Regions from separate parts of the Homo sapiens genome. Here region 1 is linked to region 2. Evidence: chromatin loops called from intact Hi-C (ENCODE). Cell type or tissue: PC-3. All regions are shown on one strand. Each heading gives the region's core, and the rest is flanking DNA. Links, peaks and the distances in the headings are about the cores only.

What was found. Peaks named below come from ENCODE experiments on the same cell type or tissue, not always from the same donor. Only the 100,000 strongest peaks of a DNase experiment are listed, where the experiment ranks them.
Region 1: it touches region 2 in a loop (3-fold over the local background); 1 of 110 quality-filtered maps calls a loop at or near these places.

What each region holds. Positions count from the first base shown.
Region 1 is chr13:77,518,459-77,523,458 of GRCh38, reverse strand. No RefSeq gene overlaps it. Among named protein-coding and RNA genes, the nearest start is that of SCEL, 15 kb to the left of the region's middle. In PC-3, for the core only: no CTCF peak of the experiment used is centred there; DNase peaks (open chromatin) are centred at 1,288 and 2,078; H3K4me3 peaks cover 1,106 bases; H3K27ac peaks cover 2,957 bases.
Region 2 is chr13:77,416,548-77,429,359 of GRCh38, reverse strand. LOC124903185 reads right to left here and starts at 11,719. Exons shown (of 3, transcript XM_047430828.1): 1 at 11,100-11,719; 2 at 10,570-10,746; 3 at 6,258-6,550. The coding sequence starts at 11,162. The coding sequence ends at 6,422. It overlaps LOC124903186 (a long non-coding RNA gene), which reads right to left and starts at 1,764. Exons shown (of 4, transcript XR_007063828.1): 1 at 1,672-1,764. In PC-3, for the core only: no CTCF peak of the experiment used is centred there; no DNase peak of the experiment used is centred there; H3K27ac peaks cover 555 bases.

The sequences.
Region 1 (5,000 bases), core at 1-5,000, 98 kb before region 2:
AAATATTATTCTTCCTGTATCCTACATGGGAATGTAAGCCACTTTTACATGCGCATTTACTTAAGGAAAGGTTGTGTTGTCCACACACTATTATATTCATCTTCAACTACAGAAAAGGGCATACATAAAGTGCATTATCCTCAATCACTAATATCCATAAGCAGATATTCCCTCTCTGCCTTTCCTTTTCCAACCAAGGTCTATTTTACATCTGTTGAAATAGATGGGTTCCAAATTAAAAAAAAAATATTAAGTAGGAGGAAATTTCTGTCTTACAGCAAAAGTAATCCCCAGTAGGTTTCTGATGAAGCAACTTTATAAGATCTATTGTCCTTGACTCTTTCTTCCAAATCTTTATTTCTCCCAACAGTAATGGAATGAAAATGAAATGAAAAATCTGGAGTCAAGCTGGGTAAAAAAAACCCCATAGGAGTCTCTACTGAAGTAAGACAAGGCTCAATTAGTGAAGCGATGGGTCATACAGTCAAATCAGCAGCTTTACTATTCACAACAGCAAAGACATGGAATCAACCTAAATGCCCATCAATGATAGACTGGATAAAGATAATGTGGTATATATACACCACGGAATACTATGCAGCCATAAAAAGGAAGGAGATCATGTCCTTTGCAGGGGCATGGATGGAGCTGTAGGCCATTATCCTTAGCAAACACAGGAACAGAAAACCAAATACTGCATGTTCTCACTTGTAAGCAGGAGCTGAACAATGAGAACACGTGGACACATGTGAGGGAAAAACACACATTGGTGCCTGTCAGAAGATTGCGGGTGGGAGGAAGGAGAGGAACAGAAAGAATAGCTAGTGGATGCCAGGCTTAATACCTGGGTGACAGGACAATATGTGCAGTAAACCACCCTGGCACATGTTTACCTAGGTAACAAACCTGTACATCCTGCACATGTACTGGCCAACAGGCTGTGGGACTTTTTCAGGTGCTACTTGAGTTGACTGCAGAAATTTCTAGAAACAGCGCCAATATATTTCACTGATTTCACAGAGGTAAATCAAGAAAGGTTAAAAATTATGTTGGTGAAGTCATTTTCTGTAAACAAACAAACATTTAAAAACTGCAACAAAAAAATTATCATCCAGAAAGCCTCAGCAAAGCACTTCAGATACCTCTGGGCAAATTCCTAACCATAGTAAACAAATTCTAATGTTCCACCTAGAGATTTGACTGCCCTTTGCGTAGCTGGGCAGCTTCCTGGGTCTCTCCAGGAAGGTATGCAGCACACCCAGTGGGCTGACCCACCCTTCACAGCCAAACCTGACAAGGCTGAGCAAATACACTTTCAAGGCAAAAACATTCTTTAGGGATTGTGCAAAGGAATTTGGCAGCTGTGTCTTCCCCAGGAAGTGTGGCATTAAGAACAAGTTCCTCAGTTGGGGGCATAGGATCATCCACAAAGTAGAAACCACTATTAAATTGTATTTACCCAGAAATCCACATTTACATTAAAATGCCTGTAGCCTACCTTCCTCTGCTACTTTAAGATATTAAAAAAGAAGTCACTTAATACCGAACCAAGTAAAGTATGGAACTAATACAGGATACTTTGCATAAATATCTTTTCTGCTTCTCTCTTTTCTTCCTTCCTCTCCCGTGAAGCAGATGCTGGCATTCACAGTGCAGCCCAGGAACCCAGTAAGAATGACTCAAGTATCTCCTTCATGCTAGGAGGGATGATAGGCTTCAGCCCAGAACAGAGCTTCCAATAGGGTTCTTTTTCAATCCTACAAGTCACTGTGAGCAGAGAGATAATAAGGTCCTTTTCATTCTAACCCTGTTTCCACAGGCAATATTGGTCATAGAAAAGTCAAAGGTGTAAGAGGTATTTGGTTCCAGCCTCTATCTTTTTATCACCAGGATCCTAGTAGACCCAAGCTGAGGGCACTAGCTTTCTGTTTTGATGTGTGGTCTGCTTACTTTGGGCAGGCTCTGCCATTGAGTGATGAAGGTGCTATTGCCCTGAGTGAATCATGTAAGAGTGCAGAGGTGAGCTGCCTGTCACCCTGGGGGAAGGGCTGAGTCTTTCTTGATTCCGAATGGGAGTCCATTGACATGGTCCCGTGAATCATCTGTGAACTACACATGACCCTCATGGATGCCAGAGTTGAGTGGGTGGAGCATTGAATAATTTTTTTGGTTGCTGTTATTTTGTTTGTTTAGCAAGGAAGGCTCTCTGACTTGTCCATGGGTTGGGGTAGATGAAATAATAGGCCAGTTCCTGGAGGCCAAAAAGGCAAGCTGAAAAACAAGATGGATGCTGGAGAAAGAAGTCTTACAAAATATCTAGGTCTTTGGGACTAGATTATTGTTACTCAGGGACAGAAACCTATTGTCTGTAATCATTTCTGTGTGTGTGCTGGAGACAATTTTATTAGTGAATAGTGGTTTGCAACTTTTCCCTCTCTCTAGCCCATATTAGAGCATTTGAGCATTGCCCACTCATCTTTATCCTCTACTACCTCTATTTCCCAGGTTGATTTTCAGGAGGACCAGCTACACAGCATAAGACCTACACAAAATGGAGAAGAAGGAAATTGATATGTCCTAAAAGTCTACTGGATGATGAGGATGGAGGTGATCAAAAAGCAAGAGGGCAGGGAGAAGGATTATGAACTAGAAACAGTAATGGAGAGATAAGAGAGTGAAAGACTCCCTGGAGCTGATAGGCACTAGATAAGTATTATACAAGGAGGTTTAGATTGCACTAGCATAAAAACATTTTGAGCATGTACCACCTATAGATATTTTTACTTACTTTTAATTAAATATCTGCACTTTGGTGTATTTTGTGTTGTACCAATTATCTGTGGGAAACCCAGCACTATCTATTTTCCAAGATCTTCGAACTGCAATGGCTACAAGATTAGGAACTACATTTCTCAGAATGCCTGCCAGCACAGGTTTGGATTATGTTCTGCCTGTGAGAGATACTCACACAAGCTTTTGAAAGGTAGGAGAGAAGTAGAAACCATAATATTATTCCTGAGACACTGGCAGTAAAGAGATCATGTGTGGCCAGGCGCAGTGGCTCACCCTGTAATCCCAGCACTTTGGGAGGCCGAGGCAGGCGGATCATGAGGTCAGCAGATCGAGACCATCCTGCCTAACACGGTGAAACCCTGTCTCTACTAAAAATACAAAAAAATTAGCCGGGCGTGGTGGCGGGCGTCTGTAGTCCCAGCTACTCAGGAGGCTGAGGCAGGAGAATGGCGTGAACCCGGGAAGCAGAGCTTGCAGTGAGCAGAGATCGTGCCACTGTACTCCAGCCTGGGCAACAGTGTGAGATTCCGTCTCAAAAAAAAAAAAAAAAAAAAAAAGAGATCATGTGTTTTGGCAGACGATAGATATAAGATGTTTCCTGAAACTTCCTGGCATCTTCCTGTGAATTATTTCTTTTTAGTGGTGAACAGACAACTGAATCATGGTGAACCATTTCCTGCAGTTCCTGAAATTCCCCATTTCATGAAAGGCATCAGCATTTCTGCTTGACCTTCATTCCTCCAGCCTTCTTGTTTCTTTGGAAGAAATCTGATTTGATCTTATAAAGCAGAATACACAATTATAAATTAAAAAGAATAACATAAGTACTATTTTAAGTATATTATTTTACAAAGAAAATAGAAAAGAAAGAAAGAAAGAAAGGAGGGAGGGAGGGAGGGAGGGAAGGAAGGGAAGGAAGGAAGGAAGGAAGGAAGGAAGGAAGGAAGGAAGGAAGGAAGGAAAAGAAAGAAAAGAAAAGAAAGAAATTCTGGGCCAGGTATGGTGGCTCATGCCTGTAATCCCAACACTTTGGAAGTCCAAGGCAAGAGAGTGGCCTGAGGCCAGGAGATTGAGACCAGCCTGAGCAACATCAACAAAACCCCATATCTACAGAAAAATAAATAAAAAAAAAAAGGCTGGGCAAGGTGGCACACACCTATGGTCCCAGCTACTCAGAAGGCTGAAGAGGGAGGATCTCTTGAGCCCAGGAATTGGAGGCTATAATGAGCTACAATGGCACCACTGCACTTCAACCTGGGTGACAGACCGAGACTCTGTTTCTAAAAAAATAAAAATAAAAAAGATGGTCCCAGATTGAAAGCACCCCAGATGCCTGACAGAAACAAACAAAAAAAATCCCTCTGAGATTCTATCACCTTAGCCTTAATTACACCTATAATTAAAATTTTAGTTAAAACGTTCAGCAATGTCAAAAAATAACTAGGCACACAGGAAACATGTCACCAGGAAAAAGAACCAGCAGAAACAAACAGCTAATCAAAATAAATACACACAGGTCTGTGATTGGAAGTATCAGTACAGATCCTAAGATAAGTATGCATAGGATGTTCAAAGAAATAAAAGCAAAATTAGAACATGTCAGCAGAGAACAGAAAATTACAAACAGTAATATAGGAGATTAGAAAGAAGTGGTGTTTGAAAAGTGAAAGAATTCTAAATTTGAATCTGTCTTTTTAGATTGTTATAGAGGTATATTTGTCAAGTTAGAAGGCTAGGACATATTTTCTTTAATAGTTCATTAACTTGATTCATAACTTATCAACATTTAGACATATGGTATGTGGGCCATCATTTGTATTCATGCCGCAGGCTTAGGAGTAAACCTGTAAAAGAATAAAATGAAAACTTCATGCCAATAAATTTGAAAATTTAAACAAAATGGAAAAATTTCTAGACCAATATAGCTTACCCAAACAGATCAACAATAACAAAACCATATATCTGAACAATTCTGTTACCATTATTAAAAACGAAAATAAAGTCAGTAATTACAAATCTTTTCACAAAGAAAAGTCTAGGTCTAGAGGATTTCATAGGAAAGTTGGGCTTATCCTAGGAATACAAGATTGATTTAACATTACAAAATCAATTAATGTGGTTTACCACATTAACAGATTAAATGAGGGGAAAAATTACATGATTATCTCAGTGAATGTGGAAAAAGCATTGGAAAAACTTCAGCATCC
Region 2 (12,812 bases), core at 4,087-9,086:
TTTAAGTTTAAGCATCTTCATTGTCAAGAACATTTTTTCCAACCTCACTCACTCAAGTTATGATATAAATTGCTTTCAATTTAACTAACGTAGAAGTTGGTTACTGGTCTGCAAGTATCCCCTCTGTACTTTATGGATGGTCCTATACAGCCTTTTTCATCTCTTCCTCTAAGTGTGTGACAATGTCTGCTTGAATACAGGGAGTGTTTGCTAAGAAACACATTGTTGTGCTAGATCTAAGACAAAAACCAACACCATCAATGAAAATAGTTACATGGTATCATTATTTTCACCTGTGATTAGCTATGGGGTTTTTGTTAAAATCCAACAGACTGTATCTGAAAAACAATGTGATCTGAGGTGAATCAACGTTCTTAGAAAAATTCCAGTAACTCCTACTAAAAATTGCACACTACCATTAAATAAATTCACATGTTGCTAACAAAAACACACAGTTTAGATAATTGAATTCAGTTACTCTACAATGGAAACAGTACTATTTTGGAAAAGACAGAATTTTAACTGTCATTACTAGGCATGCTCCCATTCTCCCATTTTATTTCTTTGTATGAAAACATTTATTTTGAAATTGTCTATAGGCACAATTTGTCTGAAATGATAGATAATGAGAAATGCATAAGATATGTAATTAGCAGATACTTGCACAAAAAAAGAATAACCTAAAACTGGAATTTCTTCATTATTTTTCTGTGCCTAGAAAATCAAAGATCATATTCATCTTTTCTTCAAACTCTCTTACATGGTGTTTTGTTACTTTTATATTTTCTTATAATGAATGAGTTATCTTAAATGACCATCTTATCTTGCTCAGTCCTTTGTCCACATATTTCCATCTACAGCATTAGAGCACTAGAATTTGGCCCAATGATGGGCCAAAGTATGTTGATTAAATTACTAACTCCTATGAGTTCCCACCAACTTGAACATTTTCATTTTTGTTCATAAGGACATGAAAGGATTGCTGTGAACATTGTCTGCTTTCCTAACAGAATTACATTTTGACCTCTGATAATTGAACCTAAACTTTAGGGTGGGACTTTTCTCTGGAATATGTTAATTAGGACCCCAAGGAACTTAGCATATTTTGCTTATCTAACATATCCAATATGTCATTCTCTTTCTCCTGGAACAGATTCTCTTATAGAAACCATAACTTTTTTTTTTGTCTCAACAAAGATGCATTAAGCCTAGGCATGCCAGTTCCTAAAAGTATAGTAAATGTCATTGTGCAAACTTAGTTACTTCAAAAGGGCAGAATCATCAGAAGGCTCATAGCTGTTGGCTTTGTTTGTCACCTGAGAATGGAATTGAACAACTGCACCAAAGAATTTCTGTACTTGGTTCTAAGTGCTTTTCATGAAGACATAAATGTGTTCCATCATTTTATTTACTGTTTCTATATGTCTTCATCAGGATTCCTCCATTTGTCACCGTACATTCTGGGAAGGATAGCTCATTCTTGGATTATCAGTAACCACACATGGCAAGTATGTCATTGTTAATCAGTTGATTTGTGAGTGAATTCTACTATTAGCAATATCTAGAGTAGCTCACTCTTCTCTGAATTTTCCCAAAGCACACACTTAGCATGTGTTATGGGCTGAACTGTGTTCTCCCCCAATTTTTATATTGAAATCTCAACCCCCTTACCTTGGAATGTGATTGTATTTGGAGATGCGATCCTCATGGAGGTAATTAAGTTTGAATGAGGTCATGAGGGTGGGTTGTAACCCAATATGGCTGGTATCCTTATAAGAAGAGGAGAATAGGGCCGGGCACAGTGGCTCAAGCCTGTAATCCAGCACTTTGGGAGGCCGAGGCGGGCAGATCACCTGAGGTCAGGAGTTCAAGACCAGCCTGGCCAACATGGTGAAACCCCATCTCTACTAAAAACACAAAAATTAGCTGGGCATGGTGGCACATGGTTGTAATCCCAGCTACTCAGGAGCCTGAGGCAGGAGAATCGCTTGAACCCAGGAGGTGAAGGTTGCAGTGAGCTGAGATTGCGCCATTGCACTCCAGCCTGGGGGAAAAGAGCAAGACTTCATCTCAAAAAAAAAAAAAAAGTAGGACACAGGCACAAAGGGAAGACCAAGTAAAAACAAAGGAGGAAACACATTATAAGCAAAGGAGAGACAGAGCTTAGAAGAAATCAATCCTGTGAACCCAAAATATCTGAGACAGGTCTCAACCAATTTATCAAGTTTATTTTGTCACGGTTAAGGACACGCATGTGACACAACCTCAGGAGGTCCTGACAATGTGCTAAGGTGGTCAGGGTACAGCTTGCTTTTACACATTTTAGAGAGACAAGAGACATCAATCAATATGTGTAAGATGTAAATTGGTTCGGTCCCATAAGGTGCAACAACTTGAAGCAGAGATTTCCAGGTCATAGGTAGATAAGAGAGAAGAAGTTGCATTCTTTTGAGTCCTTGGTCAGCCTTCCACTGAATACACAATTTAGTCTGGCTCAGTGATTCTGCATTTTTACATAAACAATAGGGTAGAGGAAGAAATCAGATAGATGTGCATTTGTTTCAGGTAAGCAGAGGGGTGACTTTATGTCCTGCATCGGTGGAGATAAGCTATCCGTTTACATTGCCAGGGTGAAATTCAGCAGAACTGCGTTAGGGCAAAAATCTTGAGCCCCATGAAGAATTCCTTATAGGAAAATTGTGAGGGAAGTATGGAGCTCTTTTACCTTTTTAGCTATCTTATCTAGGAATAAAATAGGAGGCAGGTTTGCCTGAGGTAGTTCCCAGCTTGACTTTTCCCTTGGCTTGGTGATTTTGGGGGGTCCTAAGATTTATTTTCCTTTCACAACACCTTGATCTTGGACTTCTAGCTTCCAGAATTGTGGGAAAATAAATTACTGTTGTCTGAGCCCCCCAGTCTGTGGTACTTTATTATGCAGCCGTAGCTAGCTAATACAGTATGCCAACCCAGGCAACAGTTATTTATGCAATAGTATAGCTTCTAGAGGTCAACCTTATGAGATCCTTGGAATTAAAGTCCATGTCCTAAACATTTCTGTGTCCTCTGCAACATACTCTTTTGCACATAATAGATGTTTAATAAGTATAAACTGAACAAATTAATTTTAAAATACAGAAATAGTACAATATTTGTCTACAAGAATATTTTTAAGCAAGCTTTGAAATACATTTTTTAAAAATACATTTAATTTTTAAATACAATATTAAGGAAAAGGACTTGTAAGTATTATGATATTCTACTACGAATAATACCTAACATGGTATTATGATCTTGAAAGAGCTTTTATATATATGGTAATTGGATGAGTTCCCTACTGCTGCTATAACAAGTTACCATAAATAGAGTAACTTGAAATAACACAAATTACTCTCCTACAGTTGTGGAGGTCAGAAGTCTAAAATCCAGGTCTTATCGGGACTGCTGCCTCCCAGAGGCTCAGGGAAGAATCTGTTTCCTTCGCTTTTCCAGTTGGTAGAAGCTGCCTACATTCCGTAGCTCCTGGCCCCTTTCCCATCTTCAAAGGACATCCCTCCAACCTCTGGTTTTGTCATCACATCTTCTTTTTTTGACTTTGATCCTCCTGACTTCTGCTTATAAAGAACCTTGTGATGACGTTAAGCCTATCTGGATAATCTCCTCATCTCTAAACCCTTAACTTAACCATAGCTGCTAATCCCTTTTACCATAAAAAGTAATATACTCACAGATCCCAGTGATTAGGACCATGGACATCTTTGGAGGACCATTCATCAGACTACCACATTTTGGGCAAGCTCTGGGTTAGTCATGCTGTAACAGAAGCAAGTGAAGAGGCTAAAGCCGCCCTGGAGACTGCCCAGAAAAGGAAGTAGAGAAGAGAACCTGCTCCAAGGTGAGTATAAGTAAAAGCAGATAGGCAGGCAGAGGGTCAGTGTTTAAAAGGCATATCAAGCTCAGGAGTGGTCCCAGAAAATGAAAGTAAAACTTGTTCCCTGTTCCTGTCAAGCCCACCACCCTGGTAAATTAACTTTTAATTTATTTAGTAGGATGGAGAAATGGAAAGTATATGCCTGCTAAATTTGAAAATTAATTCCATTCAAACGATGAATTCTGGCAATCATTCCAGGTCCATGTCCTAAAAAGTACTTAACCTTTACAGAGATATCATATTAAAACATAATTTAATGGTCAACAGGTATATGAGAAATACTCAACATCCCTAATAATCAGGGAAATGCAAATCAAAACCACAGTGAGATATCATTAAATATTAGTAAATTAGTATAGCCATTATGGAAAACAGTATGGCAATTACTCAAAAAAACAAAAAACAGAACTATTATATAATCCAGCAACCCCACCATTGGATATTTATCCAAAGGAAAAGAAATCAGTATACCAAAGGGATACCTCCACTCGCATGCTTATCACAGCTCTGTTTACAATAGCAAAGATATGGAATCAACCTAAGTATCCATCAATGGACAAATAGATATAGGAAATATAGTATATATACACCACAATGGAATACTATTCAGCCATGAAAAGAATGAAATCATGTCACTTGCAGCAACATGGGTGGAACTGGAGGTCATTATGTTAAGTGAAATGATCCAGGCACAGAAAGACACACATCACATTTTCTCACACACATGTGGGAGCTAAAAAAGTTGATCACATAGAGATAGAGAGTAGAATGATGATTACCAGAGGCTGGGAAGAATGTGTCTGTGGTGGGAAGGGGGTAACAAAGACAGGTTGGTTAAAGAGTACAAACATACAGCTAGATAGAATAAGTTCTAATGTTCAACAGCAGAGTAGTGTGACTATAGTTAACAATGTATTGTATATTTCAAAATAACTAGAAGAGAGCACTTAAAATGTTCCTAGCTCTTGGAAATGATAAACATTGGAGGTGACAAGCACCCCAAAAACCCTGACTTGATCATTACACAGTCTATGCACATAACAAAATATCACATCTACCCCCATAAATATGTACAATGTGTATTAATTTTAAAATGTCAAAAAAAAAAAAAAAGGCTGAGCATGATGGCTCACATCTGCAATCTCAGCATTTTGGGAGGCCAAGGTGGGAGGTTTATGTGAGCCCAGGAGTTCAAGATCAGCTTGGGCAACACAGTGAGACCCCCTAATCTGTACAAAATCTTTATTTTTAATTTCAAAATAATTAGATATATAATAGCTTAATCACTTCAATAGCACTGCTGAGAAAGTGACACCATTAAATTTCAGATATATATATAATGATTATACCTCAGTAGGAAGTACAGACTATAAAGTTTAATAACTTATTCTGAGATTATGATCAACTAGGTACTCTGAGTAGGAATTTTACAGAAGTATAAACACAAATAAGCAAAAACCAAAGAAATTTTGGTTTGGAAAATAAATGGTGAATTTGATTGTTTTGTTTTGTTTTGATTTTTTGCCAGAATTTTTCAGATGTATTATCTACTTTGCCTAATTAGTCCAACCTTATAGCTGCATGAAGTGGACATACTTTATGACTCTCTTTAATCTTTCTACCAGTATCTATTGTTAAAGCAAACTAAATATAGCCTGAGAAGGACTCCATACTTCTATATTTGAGTCCTTGTAGATGAACTGTAATGTAGCTTAATAGTCAGACAAGATTGAAAACCTAATTTAGGAGTATGCACCTGTAATAATAGCTGTGGCCAATCCCAGCAGCCATACTTCAACCACTCATAGGCTGCTAAGTGTTCAAACTGTGTTCAAATAAGGCAAATGCCAACCTGTAACCAGTCCAGCCGTTGCTGTACCTCGTTGCTGATTTTTGTATGTCATTTCCCTCTTTTTGTTCTATAAATCTTCTCCCACCACATGGCTGCACTGGAGTCTCTGTGAATCTGCTGCGATTCTGGGGGCTGCCTGATTCGTGAATCATTCATTGTTCAAGCAAACTCCTTTAAATTTAATTTGGCTGAAATTTTTTCTTTTATCACTATTTACCAACTAACCATAGAGTTTTAAGATTTTCCTAAATATAAAACTAAATTATTTTTATGACAGCAAAAGTTAAAACTACTAAAATTATGCAAAGTTTCACACACACACGAACGTGTGTCATGCCATGAAAATATTCAAAACATACAAAAGCATTTGAATAATTTTGAAACCTCTAAAACATAACATGTTACAGGGACCTAGGGAAAGCTTCCCTTTAGCTTTCCAAAGGTTCACTTAAAATCAACTGACAAAAGGCAGATTAATAGGAGGAAGGCATACAAATTTATTTGATCATAGTTTTATATGTGACACAGGATCCTTCAGGATGAAGACCCAAAGATATAGAGCAAACTGTCCATGTTCATGCTTTGGTTCAGCAAAGTATGGTCAGGCTTGTAGAAATATGACTGGACAAAGAAGGCATGGTCTAAAACAAACAGACTGAGCGGGGAAGCCCGGCAAGGCCTGTCTGTCTGGATTCTTCTTGGCCTCTGTGCAGCATTCCTTCCTTCTGGGTATGGGACAGGACCCTCTCTAGAATGGGGGCTCTTGCAATCTACAATCAAACAAGGTAGGTCAGATAATTTCTTTATGACAAGTTTTTACACAGAAAGGTGGAGGTAAAGTTAAAGTAATATTTTTAGGTTTTTATGGCTGGCTTTGGGATAAAGGGTTCTGGTTTTCTATGACCCACCTTGGAGGAGGGATTCTAGTTTCTATGGCTAGCCTCAAGGGAGTATGAGGGGGCCAGAGACAGGAGGACCAGAGAAAGTCAGAGAAAAACTTTTGCTTCCATGCTGCTCTGAGACCTTCATTTTGGTGTATTATATTCTGACCCCCAACAATGTACATCACACATCACAACTGTTTTTAGTCACTATAGTTCATATGTCTGAGTAAATAGATGCATTCAGTATTCTCTGTCACTGGGTAGAGTAGCAAATAGGAGTTCATCTAACAGTTTAAACTTTTTACTAGCTCTGTAACTATAGGCAAATCACGTAACTTCGCTGAGCCTCAGTTTCCTTCTCTGAAAAATGAAAGAACTAAATTAGAGGATTGCATAAGTTGCTTCTTACTCTCAGATTCTACAATTTTTAAGTCTGTGGGTCCACTTTACCCACATGGTAAAACCCCACTATGGTGAATTTCAGATCAGTTTTGTAATTTTTAGTCAAATGAAATGTTAGGAAGTCACATATTATTAGAATTAAGGACCTAGAAATAAAACAGCTGAGAGAGAGAGAGATTAAGTGAAAAAAAGCACTGGCACATGTAAATTTCTTGCACTTTTTTTATTTCAATAGGTTTTTGGGGAACAGGTGGTGTTTGGTTACATGAATAAGTTCTTTAGTGGTGATTTCTGTGATTTGGGTGCACCCATCACCCGAGCAGTGTACACTATACCCAATGTACAGCATAGTCTTTTATCTCTCAGCACCTCCCATCCTTTCCCCCAAGTCCTCAGAGTCTATTGTATCATTCTTATGCCTTTGTATCCTCGTAGCTTAGCTCCAACTTATAAGTGAAAACATACGATGCTTGGTTTTCCATTCCTGAGTTACTTCACTTAGAATAATAATCTCCAATTCCATCCAGGTCACTGCGAATGCCATTATTTCATTCCTCCTTATAGCTGAGCAGTATTCCATAGTGTATATATAACACAATTCCTTTATCCACTCATTGTTTGATGGGCATTTGGGCTGGTTCCATACCTTTGCAATTGAGAATCGTGCTGCTATAAACATAGGTGTGCAAGTATGTTTTTCGTATAATGACTTGTTTTCCTCTGGGTAGATACCCAGTAGTGGGATTGCTGGATCAAATAATTTTTTTCAAAAAAAGGAACATCCATACCTCTATGTAACAAAAGCCATCTATGACACACCCACAGCCAACATAATACTGAATGCAGAAAAGTTGAAAGCATTCCCCCTGATAACTGGAACAAGACAGGAATGCCCACTCTCATTACTTCTATTCAACATAGTACTAGAAGTCCTAACCAGAGCAATCAGACAAGAGAAAGAAAGAAAGAGCATCCAAATCAGTAAAGAGGAAGTCAAACTGTCACTGTTTGCTGTTGATATGATCGTGTACCTAGAAAACCCTAAAGACTCCTCCAAAAAGCTCCTAGAACTAATAAATGAATTCAGCAAAGTTTCAGGATACAAAATTAATGTACACAAATCAGTAGCTCTGCTATACTCCAGTAGCAACCAAGCTGAGAATCAAATCAAGAACTCAACCCCTTTTACAATAGTTTCAAAAATAAAATAAAATAAAATACTTAGAAATATACCTAACCAAGGAGGTGAAAGACCTCTCTACAATGAAAACTACAAAACACTGCTGAAAGAAATCATAGATGACACAAAGGAATGGAAACACATCTCATGCTCATAAATGAGTAGAATCAATAGTGTGAAGATGACCATACTGCCAAAAGCAATCTACAAATTTAATGCAATTCCCATCAAAATACCACCATCATTTGTCACAGAACTAAAAAAAAAAAGTCCTAAAATTAATATGGAACCAAAAAAAGAGCCCGCATAGCCAAAGCAAGGCTAAGCAAAAATAACAAATCTGGAGGCATCACATTACCTGATTTCAAACTATACTATAAGGCCATAGTCACCAAAACAGCGTGGTACTGGTATAAAAATAGGCACATAGACCTGTGGAACAGAATAGAGAGCCCAGAAAGAAACCCAAATGCTTACAGCCAACTTATTTTTGACAAAGCAAACAAAAACATAAGACACCCTATTCAACAAATGGTGCTGGGATAATTGGCAAGCCATATGTAGGAGAATGAAACTAGATCCTCACCTCTCGCCTTATACAAAAATCAACTCAAGATGGATCAAGGACTTAAATCTAAGATCTGAAACTATAAAAATTCTAGAAGATACCATCGGAAAAAACCCTTCTAGGCATTGGCTTAGGCAAGGATTTCATGACAAAGAACCCAAAAGCAAATGCAATAAAAACAAAGATAAATAGGTGGGACTTAATTAAACTAAAGAGCTTTTGCAAAGCAAAAGGAACAGTCAGCAGAGTAAACAGACAACTCACAGGGTGAGAGAAAATCTTCACAATCTATACATCCGACAAGGGACTAATATCCAGAATCTACAATGAACACAAACAAATGAGCAAGAAAAAAAAATCCCATCAAAAAGTGGGTTAAGAATATGAATAGACAGTTCTCAAAAGAAGATATACAAATGGCCAACAAACATATGAAAAGATGCTCAACAGCACTAATGATCAGGGAAATGCAAATCAAAACCACAATATGATACCACCTTACCCCTGCAAGAATGGCCATAGTCAAAAAATCAAAAATAATAGATGTTGGTGGAGATGTGGTGAAAAGGGAACACTTCTACACTTCTGGTGGGAATGTAAACTAGTACAACCACTATGGAAAACAGTATGTAGACTCCTTAAGGAACTAAAAGTAGAACTACCATTTGATCCAGCAATCTCATTACTGGCTATTTACCCAGAGGAAAAGAAGTCTTTATATGAAAAAGATACTTGCACATGCATGTTTATAGCAGCATAATTTGCAATTGAAAAAATGTGGAACCAACCCAAATGTCCACCAATCAATAAGTGGATAAAGAAACGGTGGTATATATACACAATGGAATACAACTCAGCCATAAAAAAGAAATGAATTAACAGCATTTACAGCAACCTGGCTGGGATTGAAGACTACTATTCTAAGTGAAGTAACTCAGGAATGGAAAACCAAACATTGAATGCTCTCACGCATAAATGGAAGCTAAGCTATGAGGATGCAAATGCATAAGAATGACAAAATGGACTTTGGGGACACAGGGGGAAAGGGTGGGAGGGGGTGAGGAATAAAGACTACAAATTGGGTTCAGTGTACACTGCTTGGGTGACGGGTGCACCAAAGTCTCACAAATCATGGCTAAAGAACTTATGTAACCAAATACCACCTGTTCCCCCAAAACCTATGGAAATAAAATATTTTAAAACAGTAGTATTCATAATAATTTTACCCTTAAAATAAAATAAATAAAAAAGAAACATCAATTTCCTTCTCTCAACCCATTCTTCCACAAGCTCCTATATGCTTCCCGCGTGATCCTGTTGTGGAGGTTGCAAATTCAAGTGTATTTTCCAGGAGTTGTTGAAATATAAATTAAGCAAGGAAACAAACAAACAAAAAAACCAGAAGCTAATTGTTGTCCTTGGCAAAAGAATTATAGAACTGCATACAGGTGTGATCTCAGAGCTGCAATGCAAACAGCACATAAACAAGCTATTTGACAATGTCTAGCAAAGACCAAGAAGAGCATTTCTATAAGAAGATTCAGAGTATAGGGCCAGCAGAGGGCTGTGGGCCAATAAGAAAACCATTACAAAGCAGAGTTTGCTTTAAGAAAGTTATTTCTCTGCAGAGAAATAACTAATGGCCCACAGCAGGGGCAGAGAAGTAACTTTGTTACAGCAAACTCTTCTTTTTTAATGGTTTTCTTATACTTGCACATTTAACCACGAATGTCCCCTTACCTGACCGAGGCTTACCTGGCCTGTCCACCTGCAGTGGTCACCCCCACCACCCACTGGCTCTGTGTGGAAAAGGCCAAGACATTTTTGCAGAGAAGAACAGATGGGTGCATATGGCCGTAGGCAGTTCCGTCTTCCCAGAAGAACCAGCTTGTTCTGGCAGAAGGGTTTGGAAAATGAACTGAAGGAACCACTCTGTTCAGACAAAGCAAAAACATCACCATTTCTCCTTTTGTATGCATAATTGGAAGCTACATGTCTTAATCCTGTTGATTAAAAAAAGCTGGTAAACAGAGTGTGTTGTTTTTCTGGGACCAGCTGAGAATAATTTCATTAGATCTCATAGTTAATAAACTGGGTTGTAGGGGATTGAGGTGGGAGGAGGTAATCTTGTTTCACTAAAGAATATTTTAAGTGAAGCAAATTTGGTCAGAGATGCTATTAAAACCCTTTCAAAAACAAAATATCCTCAGCCCACTAGCCCAGTTTGACCCATGAGAAAGACAATGGTTTTAGAGACAAAACAAAAGCAAAATGTATGCAATTACCTTATTATTTTTATCAAATCTAAGCTGCTTAGACCGCCATGGTTTGCTTTTTTCCCTCTCCATATCAGGTACATATTGTGGGAAACGTGGGTAGTTTACCAAAAGGCATACTAGGAAGTATGCAGTTGTTCAGGAAAAATCACATTCTCTAGTGAGCTCCGAATAAGAAAGTGTCCTTCCTAACTCCTTTACTTATTTGCTTTTCCAGTTCGTTACTCAGCACTTCATCACTGACCTCAGGGATGAGGTTGGCTTGTTTGCAAATGGACAGATGTCCCTCATTTGACCTGGTATGCCTGTTACAAGAAAGGCTAGAGAATATGAGACCAAAAGAACATAGGGGATCAATCTTGAGTGCAGCTCCTCAGAATCTGCTTAAGGCAAGCTAGTGGACAGGCGGAAGTCCAAGTTGACAAACACTTTGAGTTCTGCTGTACCCTAGAACGGTGGGTCTGGGAGGGCAGCTGATGTCATAACACCCAAATGTGAAGCAGAAAGCAAATGTATATAATGTGGGGTACAGTTCTTTCATGGTCTGGCTTGCCCCAATGGTAAAGCTATAGCATACATAGCTATGAATATTAGATATTCATATACGTTAATATTATTCCTTTAGGCCAGGTTTTAAATATTAAATAGTAAAATGTATTCATTTTGTTCTTCTAAATGGAGTTTTTGAAAATGATTAAGTAGTAGGATCTTCAGGGTTAAAATTTGGGTAAGAAACCTGGTGTGGCTAGTCTATGGGTCTAACTAGTGGCAGATCAATAGGCTTTCAAATACACTGAAACTAAAGATTATTTTCTAAGAGTGTTGAAGAGCTAAACTAGGACTCCTGGTTACCAGGCATCTGCATGAAGGGAGCAATAAAGCATTGTCATTGTGAGGTCAGATCTCAAGCTACCAGCTAGGCATCACAATATTGGCGTAGCATATTACTTAAACAGAAAAGACAGAGTCCTAGTAATACTATATTTTTATGTTTCTCTAAAATAGATTAAACAATACTACACTTTTTATTTTTCTCTAAAGCAGATTAAAATGTCTCTGCTGTTATTTCATTCTGATTGTGTGTGTGTGTGCGTGCGCGTGCGTGAGAGAGAGAGAGAAATGGAGCAAATTGAGCCCAGCAAAAGCAAGTGTCTTGATCAGCAAGGTAACAGATTGAATTTAATACACTGGAGTTTCTTCATTCTAAAATTTCTCTACAAGATGCCTAAGCAACTAGGCAAATCAGTTAAAATCCGTGATTGATATCAAGGAGGGCAAACCACAAACAGATTGAATTTTCACTTCCCACCAGACACATGCTTCTGCTTAAAAAAGCTACCAGTAAATCATATCAATTATCACATGTGAAAACTGGTACTCATGTTGCAATTTCAAAATTTCTTCTAAAGATAAGCCATTCAGCAACAAGATCTGCAAATTTTCTGATACTAAAAGATGGGAAAAATTATATTTTCTTCCATACAACACGAGACAGAAATCACTTAAACTCAAAAAAGACAGGTCTGTGATGCAATCAGATTATCTTAATTGTATAAGCCAAATGTTTTTCTGTTGCATTATAGAAGCAAAACAGCAGGACTATTGCTTTTGCATGTTCATAGGTCAATATCAGCTCCTTAGGGATGCTGATGTGAGCATGTAATAACTTTAAAATCAGAAAAGTTGTTCAATCTTCTACCGAAGGAGAAAAAGTAATGACAT